Linked DNA regions of Homo sapiens: regions 2 and 3 are each linked to region 1. Evidence: chromatin contacts called from ENCODE Hi-C or POLR2A ChIA-PET data. All regions are on one chromosome and are shown on one strand. Each heading gives the region's core, a stretch centred on a gene start or an enhancer-like site at or near the end of the contact. The rest is flanking DNA. Distances are from core to core; before and after follow the strand shown.

The links. A loop is a pair of places that touch in the nucleus more often than their neighbours do. ChIA-PET counts read pairs that join two places held with the same protein, here RNA polymerase II (POLR2A). Pooled maps may share reads with other maps.
Region 2: a loop to region 1 is called in a map with no recorded cell type, with 7 times the contacts of the local background. The contact joins the promoter of ZNF579 here to the promoter of ZNF837 in region 1. A Hi-C loop is called at or near these places in 1 of 37 single-sample maps with no recorded cell type and 6 of 50 pooled maps. POLR2A ChIA-PET finds 5 or more read pairs at or near these places in 1 of 52 experiments (PC-9).
Region 3: a loop to region 1 is called in a pooled map, with 9 times the contacts of the local background. The contact joins the promoter of ZNF865 here to the promoter of ZNF837 in region 1. A Hi-C loop is called at or near these places in 9 of 50 pooled maps. POLR2A ChIA-PET finds 5 or more read pairs at or near these places in 2 of 52 experiments (HEK293 and PC-9).

Annotation. Positions count from the first base shown.
Region 1 is chr19:58,379,206-58,382,670 of GRCh38, forward strand. It overlaps ZNF837 (zinc finger protein 837), which reads right to left and starts at 1,825. Exons shown (of 3, transcript NM_138466.2): 1 at 1,736-1,825. RefSeq lists enhancers at 549-1,090, 907-1,136, 1,091-1,632, 1,167-1,226 and a silencer at 1,577-2,086.
Region 2 is chr19:55,579,121-55,582,585 of GRCh38, forward strand. It overlaps ZNF579 (zinc finger protein 579), which reads right to left and starts at 1,728. Exons shown (of 2, transcript NM_152600.3): 1 at 1,675-1,728; 2 at 1-521. The coding sequence starts at 519. RefSeq lists silencers at 1,932-2,071, 2,783-3,077.
Region 3 is chr19:55,603,857-55,607,321 of GRCh38, forward strand. ZNF865 (zinc finger protein 865) reads left to right here and starts at 1,791. Exons shown (of 2, transcript NM_001195605.2): 1 at 1,791-1,876. RefSeq lists enhancers at 413-964, 965-1,516 and a silencer at 1,560-2,059.

The DNA of each region.
Region 1 (3,465 bases), core at 575-3,074:
CCCCACTTGGCAGAAAGGGACCCTGAACTTGTGGGAGGTGGGGGCTGAGGGGCACCTGCTAGCCATGTGCTAACAGCATCTTCGGATTGGTCCCCAGATGCCCTGCTCCCAGGGGTGGCTCCTCTGCTGCAACAAGAACCTGCCTCCCAGCACCAGACACAGCAGGTGGGAGCTGTGGACCATGGCCGAGTCTCTTCGTCTCCTTGATCTGCTCCCAGGATGCACTGTCCAACTATCCCACCTGTAGGTGGGTGGCATTCCAGCCATGGACCCATGATCTGAGGCTGAGCACAGCAAACACAATCGAGGCTCTGGGTCCCAGGTCCCAGGAGCCCGTCCTTGATGGTGCATTACAGCTCTCCCAGGCTGTTCTTACAGTGACCTCCCACCTGCCCCAGGTGAGCATGCTTGCACCTGGGTGCTCGCCCAGCCTTTCTAGTTGTCCTTAGGGCTTCTGGTGTTGGGAACAGGATGCAGAGTTACCAATTTAGGGGGACTGAGAGGTTAACGTGGCCAAGGCTGAGCCCTGCAGAACTGCAGAGCAACAGCACACACAGGAAAGCTAGTGAGGTTCAACATCCTCATGGAGGTTGCACACGGCACAATGAGGTCTTATTTGCCCAAGAGAATGTGCAGGGAAGTCGCCAGGCACGGTGGTGCATGCCTGTAATCCCAGCTACTCGGGAGGCTGAGGCTGGAGAATCGCTTGAACCCGGGAGGCGGAGGTTGCAGTGAGCCGAGATCGCGCCACTGCACTCCAGCCTGGGCAACAAGAGCGAAACTCCGTCTCAAAACAACAACAACAACAACAACAACAAAAACAGAATGTGCAGGGAAGTCAACGTTGGTGGCTCTGAGGTGTGGAGGACACAGGCTAGTGCCCAGCTCAGCGTGGCTCCACCTCTCTGAGCCACAGACCAACCTCACCCACACTGACAGTCCCAGGGGACACAGACTCTAGCCCCTATGTCCAATTCTACACTGTGCACGCAATGGGAAGAACAGTGCATCATGCACTGTACAGCAGAAGAAATGTCCTCTGAGTGCAGGCACAGCTCCCTTCTGTGTCTGTCCTCCCGACAGTGCCTCCACCCTCAAGGATTAGCAAGCTTCAACCCTCGCAGGACATCCACTGTGTCAGGGCCAAACGGTGCTGCATCCTGCTCTAATAGTGAGTGAAGGAGGGGACCGCAGACAAGAAGAAATGAACAAGAGACCGTTTAAGAGAGAAAAAGACGTGAAGAACATCAGACAGGGAGCAGCGCGAGGGCGCCAGGGAGGGAGGCAGCGGATTCTTCGGGCCTCTGTGAAGAGGGGGCATGAAACCGGTCTGCAGACAAGGAAAGAGCAAAGTGCAAAGGCCAGGATGCGGGGGCAGAGACGGTAGGGAGGCCGGCGTCGGCCTCGGCTAGCAGGTGGGCTTGACTCCGAGAGCCGCAGGCCGCCAGGATGGGTCCCGGGCCTGGAGCCTCCCCTCGCGGGCTTCAATGACACCCAGCACGGAAACGCGGGGGCCAGAACTACAGAAGCCCGTCCCGCCCGGAACTCAAGGTCGCGAGTGCTGTGTGGCCGGTCCGGACCCGGAGCGCGAGGACCGGAAGTGCGCGGCGTCACGCCTCTGCCCCGGACCCCGCGCGCGGAGGTGGAGAGGGGACTGGGGTGGTGGCCGCGCTATGCGCCGGGAGGTCCCCGCCTCGCAGGCCGAGGTTGCGGGTCCGCGCAGAATGCCACTTACTCTCTGGAGGCGGCCCGCACGGGTCCCTGGTCCCCGCCCCGCATGCAGCGCGGAGCCGTCCTCCCGCCACCTCCGGGCCGCCGCGGCACTGAGGGACCCGGGCCACAGCAAGCGCAGGCGGGAACCCGCGCGGGGACTGCTGGGAAACGTAGTCCCGTCATGTCCCGCTTTGACGCTGCGGAGAAAGCGGTGTAGGGAGAGGCTTGGGCTTCGGTTATCATAGAAACAGAGGCCGGCTACACCTAAAAGGCGGGGCGTGGACCTAAGTCGTCGCCAAAGAAACGGCGTTCTGGACGGGGACGTAGGGTCCCGCCCATTCCTTCTCGTGAAAGCGGGTGACTGGTCATGATTATGATTGATAGCCTCCTCTCCCAATCTGATTTCTAAGAGGTCCCAACCCGGAACCGACTTGCGGTTCGCAGGCTCCCCTCGGGTGGGAGAGTTGGGCTGGGAAGCACCTGGGGAGCTCTGAAGTGTCTTGGTGAGCGCGTTGCGAGTCAGACCGATAACATCAGAATCTGGGACTGGGCCCGAGCATATGCGCGTCAAAACTCCTCAGTTAAGTCTATTTTTTTGTATTTTTTTTGGTTTGCTTTTTTGAGACGGGGTCTCGCTCTGTCGCCCAGGCTAATGCAGTGACACCATCACGGTTCACTGCAGCCTCGACCTCCTGAGCTCAAGCGATCCTCCTACTTCAGCCTCCAGAGTAGCTGTTAACAGGGGCGCGCGCCACCACGCCCGGCTAATTTTCTTTCTTCTCTCCCTCCCCCTCCTTCTCCCCCTCCCTTCCTCCTCCCACTATGTCGCCCAGGCTGGTCTCGAACTCCTGTACTGAAGCGACCCTCCCACCTCACCCTCCCGAATAGCTGGGACTATAGGTGGGAGCCACCATGCCTGGATAGTTTTTTTATTTTTATTTATTTATTTATTTTAGAGATAGGGTCTCCATATGTTGCCCAGACTGGTCTGGAACTCCTGGGCTCAAGCGATCCTCGTGTCTCAGCCTTCCAGAGTGCTGGGAGTACAGGCTTGAGCCACTGCGCCAGGCCCCTAGTCCGGCTCCTAGTTGATTCTAACACGTGCGGCCCCATTGGGGAACCACAGCCTCCCCAGCCCCTTTGGGTGTTGCTGACTCTACGGGCCCTCCCAGGTAGGATGAACTGGTCACGCCTCCTACCCATTTGTAACCCCCAGCTCTTGCCCCCATCTATTGTGTGGCTCCTGCCCTCAATAGGGACATCTAATTTTGTTGGCCAGTCCAGCACATATATTGCATGTAACGACCCAGTTTGCCCCACCTTTCTGCCTCCACTGCATCTGCTTCAGGGATGCTGGGACTGTTCCACTCCCTTTCTCCATCCTTTGGGTGTCTGCACATCGAAAGCCTTGTCAGGAGGTCTATCTCCCTGCCCAAGTACAAAACTCAGGGCTTACCAAGCTAATTGAGGGCGAGCAGGAGGCTGAAGGGCACTTGGAGGGCTGCCCGCCTTGTGGGTCCCTTGGTGGCTGAAGAGAGTTGCACAGGAAGGCCTTGACAATTGTCACAGAGAAAGGAGTGCAGCTGCTGGCTCTGTGTGGGTGTGCAGATGTCTGACAGGTTCAGCCACTGGCCCCAATTGGGACACAAGTGGGATTTCTTTTTTTTTTTCTTTTTTGAGACAGTCTTGCTCTGTTGCCCAGGCTGGAGTGCAGTGGCCGCGATCTCAGCTCACTGCAACTTCCGCCTCCCA
Region 2 (3,465 bases), core at 478-2,977, 2.8 Mb before region 1:
CGTCTCAGGCCACGCTGCGACCGCCTCCTCCTCCGTGGCCCCTGCTGCAGCGGTGGTGGGCGGCTCCGAGCCCTCGTCCTGCGGGCCCCAGCTGGGTTCGGCCGTCTCCTTGGCCACCCTCTCGATGGCCAGCTCGACCTCGCCGCCCGCGTGCTCCTGAGCCAGGTGGCGCCTGAGCTGGGCCGGTTCTGGGAAGGTGCGGGGGCAGGCGGCGCAGCGCAGCGGGGGCTGGGGCCCGTGGCCGCGCAGGTGGCGGGAAAGGTGGGCCGGCCGGCGGAAGGCCTTGGGGCACAGCGGGCAGGCGTGGGGCCGGAGCCCCGAGTGGCTCAGCCGGTGCCGGGAGAGGTAGTAGGGGAAACGGAAGAGGCGGCCGCAGGTGGGGCAGGGCAGGGGCGCCCTAGGGGCTCCAGCGCCCCCCCTGCCACGGCCACGGCCCCGACCACGGCCTCGGCCACGGCCCCGGCCTCGGCCACGGTGAGGTGGGCTGCCCTGGGCGGGTGGAGGAGGCTGCGGATCCATGCCTGTGGGGAGAGAGGGGAGAGATGGGAAGCGGGGCAGAGATAAAAAGAGGTGCGTGGGGTGTGGCAGAAAGAGAAGCAGAGACAGTCAGAGATGGAGAGGCAGAGAGGGTCAGGTATTTAGCCAGGAGAGAGATATGAGACAGAGACAAAGATGAGAGACACCGAGGGGAGGCCAGAGATGGAGAGACAGGAGGAGAGAGATCAGAGACAGAGCGACAGAGCAGGGAATAGAGACAGGAGAAGGCAGAGATGGGAGACACAGAGAAGTGGGGATGGACAGACAGAGACCAGGAGTCGCAGAAAGACAGGATGGTGAAAGGCAGAGCAGAGAAGAGACAGAGGAGAGTGAGGAACACCCAGCAGAGAGACAGAGACACAGAGAAGAGGAAACAAAGAGACTTGGAGAACCAGAGGCAGAGATAGTGCAAGAGCAGAGATCAGAAGAGCAGTGGCGGGTTGGGGGCCGGAGAGACAGGGAGACAGAGACACAGAGGGAGTGAACTGGGCAGAGGCACGGAGGGGGACAAAGTCAGCGAACCGCTTCTGCTCCAGGTCCCCCGGCCAGGCTGAACGTTTTGGGAGGGGCTGGGACACAGCCCATGGGGCCTGAGTGGAGGGGGTGGGATTTGAAGCCGGTAGGCCCCGGAAATAGAGTGTGTTCTCAGATGCCAGGGGCTGGGAGAGGTCGGGGAGTAGGAGGGTTCAGACTTCTGGTCTGAGTTGGGAGGGGGCTAGGGGCCCAGACTCTTGGGACTGATGGGGATGGGAGCTGGGGATTGAGACTCCTGGGTCCAGGTCATGACGGATTGGGGAATCTGGACTCTGGTATGGAGGAGGTGTGGATTCCTGGGTCCCGGTGGAGGAGGGGCTGGGGAGGGGGCTGGGCTCCCAGGACAAGGGGGAGGCGGGGGCTGGGGACCCAGCTGCCGGGAATCCCCAGGGAGGAGGCGACTGAGGGCCGGACCCCTGGACTCGGGAGGGAGGCTGGTGGGGGTCGGGGGTCCCAGGTCCTAGAGGGGGGCCGATCTCCTCCGGGCCAAGCCTGCAGCTCCCCGAAGGCATGATCAGCAGAATTGGGGCCGGGTCGAGGCCTTGAGGATTTCTCAGCCCTGGGCCTGGGGCTTGGTCCTGGTCGCTGGGGCTGGGTTCTTACCTCGCCTCCTTGGCTCCTTTCTTCCTTCCCCACGGCCGGCCAAACGCGGACGGTGGTGGCGGGGAGGGAGGGGGGCCTGAGCGTGGTGGGGGGTGGAGGAGGAGGCTGGGCTCGGTGTCACTGCCTAAGCCTTCCCCCCGGAAACCTGGCCTTTCCTCGGAGCCTGAAAGAGGAAAGACTGGCTGGGAAGCCGGAAGCGGGAGGACGGGGGACCTGGAGAGGGGAGGGAAGGCAGCTTGCACTACAGGGTCCTGTGAGGGGAGGGGGCTGGGGGCCTGTCCCCCGGGCTCCCAGAGGGCGGAGGGTGCTGAGGGCCTGGAACACTGGGTCCAGCTACTCCCGGCTCCCCAACATGCACACACACATATTCATTCATTCCTTCAACAAATACACATTTATCAGGTCCTGTCTGTGCCAGGCACTGTGTCAGGCCAGGGGAGTGGCCGGGGGAGGAAGATGAATGAATCAGTGACAGAGGCTTCAGGAAGTACTGGCACTCTGGATCAGAACCTGGCTCCAGCCTTCCCTTGGCTGTCTGGGTGAAGGATTCTCCCACTTCGAGCCTCGGTTTCCCCCTTTGTGAAAGCCCCTGCATATACTCATTCAACCCTAAGCGACCAATATTTACTGAATATCTACTACGGGCCAGCCTGCATATATTTGTCTACATATACGCATATTCACTGGGACCTTAGCAGCCAATGTTTACTGAGCACCTACTATGGGCTGGTGCTGTCCTTGGTGCTGGAGTCACAGTGGCAAAAACCGGAGCTCACTGTCTGATGGGGAAGGCAGATAGATACGGATCAATCACGCTGGAGTGCATGTGGGGGAACGTGTGCTCCGAGGCAGGGAACTGCTATGGGAATGCAGAGAACAGAAGGCACTGAGCTGAGCTCACACTGGGAGGAGGTGATTCCTGAGGTCTTCCTGGAGGCAGCAATGTTTCAGCTGAAATTGGCAGAATGAAACCAACCTGGCGACATCTCAGAAACCTATTCTGGAGCAGAAAAGGCATTTTGCAGGAGTATACCCACAGCTTGACGCTGTTTGTTTAAGGTTACATTCCTGCCAAACAGTGCTAATGAGAGTGCGAGCAAACAGGTCCTTTCATACACGGCTGGGGCAAGTAGAACCTGGAACATTCTTACCGAGCCAGCAATTCCAGGAATTTATTCTTCAGAGGCATCTACTCGGAACTGCACAAAATAATGTCTGCACCAGGTTAATCATTGCAGTACTGCACATCACTGCAAACAGCTGAAACCAATCTAAACACCCATCTGTAGGAGAGCTGAGTAATAAATCATGACTGATCCACCCAGTGGAATACTAGGTGTCCATAGAAAAGAACAAAGAAGCTCACCGTGTGCATATATGGTAAGTCTCCAAGTGATAACCTGTAGAAGAGAAAAATGGAAGGTCAAGTACAGCCTGCAGCCTGTTCTGGGTTTGTGTGTGTTCTGGGATTGTGTCCAGATGAACTGGAACAAGAGAGAAGAAACTGAAACTGGCAACATAGTCTAACTTCCAGGACAGAAATTTACTACACTCTATCCTTGTTTTTTTGTTTGTTTGTTTTTTTTTGTTTTGTTTTGTTTTCTTTTGAGATGAGATCTCCTTCTGTTGCCCAGGCTGGCTGGAGGAAGTGCAGTGGTGTGATCTCGGCTCACTGCAGCCTCGACCTCCCGGGCTCAAGCAATCCTCCCACCTCAGCCTCCTGAGTAGGTGGGGCTACAGGAGTGTGCCACCATGTCTGGCTAATTTTTGTATGTTTTGTAGAGATGGGGT
Region 3 (3,465 bases), core at 541-3,040, 2.8 Mb before region 1:
GGTGGGGCTTAAAGAGGTTTAGGGGTTGGTCCGCAGAAAGTGAGAGCGGTTTAAAGAGGATGGATAGAGTTGATCTAATAGAGAGTAGGGGCTTGGAGCTGGGGAAGAACAGGAGGAACTGCGTGAGAGTGGGGCAAGGAGGACGGATAATTTTTTTTTTGAGACAGGGTCTCGCTCTGTCATCCAGGCTGGAGTGCAGTGGCCCTATCACCGCTCACTGCAGCCTCGACCTGCCAGGCTCAAGCGACCCTCCTGCTTCAGCCTCCGGAGTAGCTGAGACTACAGACGGGCGCCAGCATATTTAGCTAATTTTTTTTTTTTGAGACGGAGTCTTGCTGTCGTCCAGGCTGGAGTGCAGTGGGGCAATCTGGCTCACTGCAACCTCTGCCTCCCGGGTTCAAGCAGTTCTCTCCCTCAGCCTCCCGAGTAGCTGGAATTACAGGCGCCCGCCACCACGCCTGGCTAATTTTTGTAATTTTAGTAGAGACGGGGTTTCACCATCTTGGCCAGGCTGGTCTTGACCTCCTGACCTCGTGATCCACCCGCCTCGGCCTCCCAAAGTGCTGGGATTACAGGCGTGAGCCACCGCGTCCAGCCTAATTTTTGTATTTTTTTTTTTTGTAGAGACGGGGTTTTGCCATATTGCCCAGGCTGGTCTTGAACTCCTGTGCTCAAGCAATCCGCCTGCCTTGGCCTCCCAAAGTGCTGGGATTACAGGCGTGAGCCACCACGCCAGGCCAAGAGAACGGATTTTAAGGTGAGGGGCGGAGCTTATAATAATTCAGCTCTGAGGTGGGCGTGGTTCAGGGCCGAGGGCCGGGGGCCGGGGCTTAAAGGAGAAACTCTGAGGGAACAGGGTATTGGAGGTGGGACTTAGAAGGTGCTGATGGGGGCGCACGACTGCTATGGAGGCGATGGGGAGAGAAGGAAGTACTTAATCTAAGGGAAGTTCCTGGGAGAGTGGAAGCTTAGCAGGAGGGGCTGAATGGGTCTGGGTTTGGCTGTTTGGGATGGGGCTGAGTTGGGAGCCGGGATTATAGCGATTATATGAGCGGGCAGTGTCAAGTGTGGTAAATCCATGGCTCTTGACCAGCATGCAGCAGAATCAGAGTATTTCAAAACACGGATCCCTAGACCCCCAACCCCAGGGCTTCTATTCCGCATGGTCTGAGCAGGCAGCCGGATGCTGCTGGCCTCCCAACTATCCTTGACAACCACCGATTTAAAAGAATGCTTTAGAGGTGGGAGGCACTCAAAAGTCACGAGGTGCAACTTAAATGCTATGGGGTGAAGGGGCGGGGCTTGGATGGAGGGGGCGGGGCCTAGGGAGGGGTGAAGTTCCAGAGAGTGGGAGCTTGGAGAGGGGGAAGAACAGGAGAAACTGCATGAGGGCGAGGGGACGAAGACAGACTTTGAGGCAGTAGGGGGCTTATAATCACGCTGTGAGATGGGCGTGGTTCAGGGCCAGGGGGCGGGGCTTCAGTGTGAGACCCGAGCCGGAGGTGTGGCTTAACCGGACGCCCAGAGCGTGTCGCGGGGTTCCCGTAGAAGAGGCGGGCATTCAAAGCGCAGGCGCACCTGGCTCAGTTCGCCCACCGGAATCGGCCCGGGCTTTCACTGCTCGCGTCCCCGAGTCAGTGCGCAAGCGCATTTCCCCCCTCCTGGTCCCCGCCACCGCCTCCTCTTTCCGATCCTCCACGCCGGCGCCTCGGGAACGGGCGCGACTTCCGCTTCCGGGCGGGCGGGCAGGCGGGCGGTGCGGGGCTGCCGGGGAGGGGGGAGGGGGCGGCACTTCCGGTCGGGCCCTCGGGTCTCCCCGGAGCGGCGGCGCCTCCTCCGCCTCCTCGGCCTCCTCCCGGCGGAGACCCCGGCGCCGGTGAGTGACGGGGTGCGTGGCCCGGGGGCCCGGGTGCAGCGGGGGCGGGGGGCCCCGCCCTGGCCCGCTGTGGTCCCCAGAACGTCCCCCAACCCCTAGCAAGTCAGTGCAGCTCCCGCCGGGCCCTTGCCAAGGGACCCCCAATCACTGCTCCCCGGTAGGATCACTGCAGATAGCTCCCCCATGAACGCCCCCAGCTAGGATGGCTGCCAAAGCGCTTTCATTCGTGGCGATCCCCTAAACGGCTGCCAGGGCCCCCAAATGATACCTCCTCGTAGGATCCCCTCCACATAGCGCTCCCCGTCATTGCTTCCTCCAGGTCAGCCTCCAGATGCCATCAGCATTGCCCCTCCCCATGTAGGGCAGCTGCTCGTGAACCCTCTTATTAGTATCCTCTATATAATTCTCCCCAGAGTGTTTCCTTAGTGCCTTGCAGCAGAACTGTCCCCCGTTATCTCTGTCCATACAGCAACAGCCCCCAATGGCCCTGACCACCTCCCTCCCCAGCAGAACGCCCCTTCGTGGGTGTGAAAATACTTTCTATTCTGGTCAGCACCAAGAATGCCTTTTTCCCTTCTGCAGGTCCTCCAGTGATTCCCCTTAAGAATGCCCCTTTCAAAGCCACCCCCCCATCGCAGCGGCACAGCTCCCTCTAGAGTTCCTTCACACTCACATCCTCTCCCGCCTCAGGTAGAAATATCCGCCTGCTTAGCTCCAGGCTCCCATGACATACTCCCGTACCTCCTCTCACCCCACCCTCATCGCGGTCAGCCCGTCTTCATTACTTCTGCCACAGAACAGTGTCCCGCAGTGAGGCGGTGAAGCCTTCCTTCCCAGAATGTGCCTCATCCTCTTCCTATGGCGTGAACAACTGTTGCCCTGACCTGCAGCTTCTCACCCAGCTCTCAGGCTATCGTCCTGGACTCCCTAGGGAAGACCCTGGACTTCACTAGGGTGTGACTTCTTTTCTCGTAGGCATTCCTTCTGCGTTGAACGCATATTCACTATTCTAGCTGAAGGGTATAATATACAGCCACGAAGGGGGTCGATACACACAGTGTTCTCACTGTGCGGGGTCTCACAGTCTAGTTGATCAGACACGAGTCGACAAAGATACACGGGGTTTTGTGGGTTCTCTGAGAGCCTGATGAACTACTTTAGAGGTGAAAGCTGAATTACAAGTGGCAGCTTAGCCATGCAAAGATCTGGGTGAGCAGGCAGCAAGAACAACAAGTGCAAAGGCCCTGAAGTGGCGGTGAGCACGGTGAGTGGAGGAGCAGCAGGGGAGGCCGGTGAGGGTGGAGTGGAAGATTTGAAGGCAAGAACAAGAGGAAGGAAGCTTTGGTCTCAAAAGGCTTTGGAGGTGAGGGCACTGGGATAAATTATCTAGCCTTTGTCAGCTCTACCGAGCCCAGAATGTTCTTCATTCATTCATACGTTCATTCGTAAACACTGGTTGAACAACTGTTTAATGAGCACCTACTTTACATTGGGGGTACAACAGAGAACAAAATAGACAAGAATCCCTGTCCTCATGGAGTGGATATGCTAGTTGAGGGGGCAGATGATTAAAAGACAAAATACAGGCC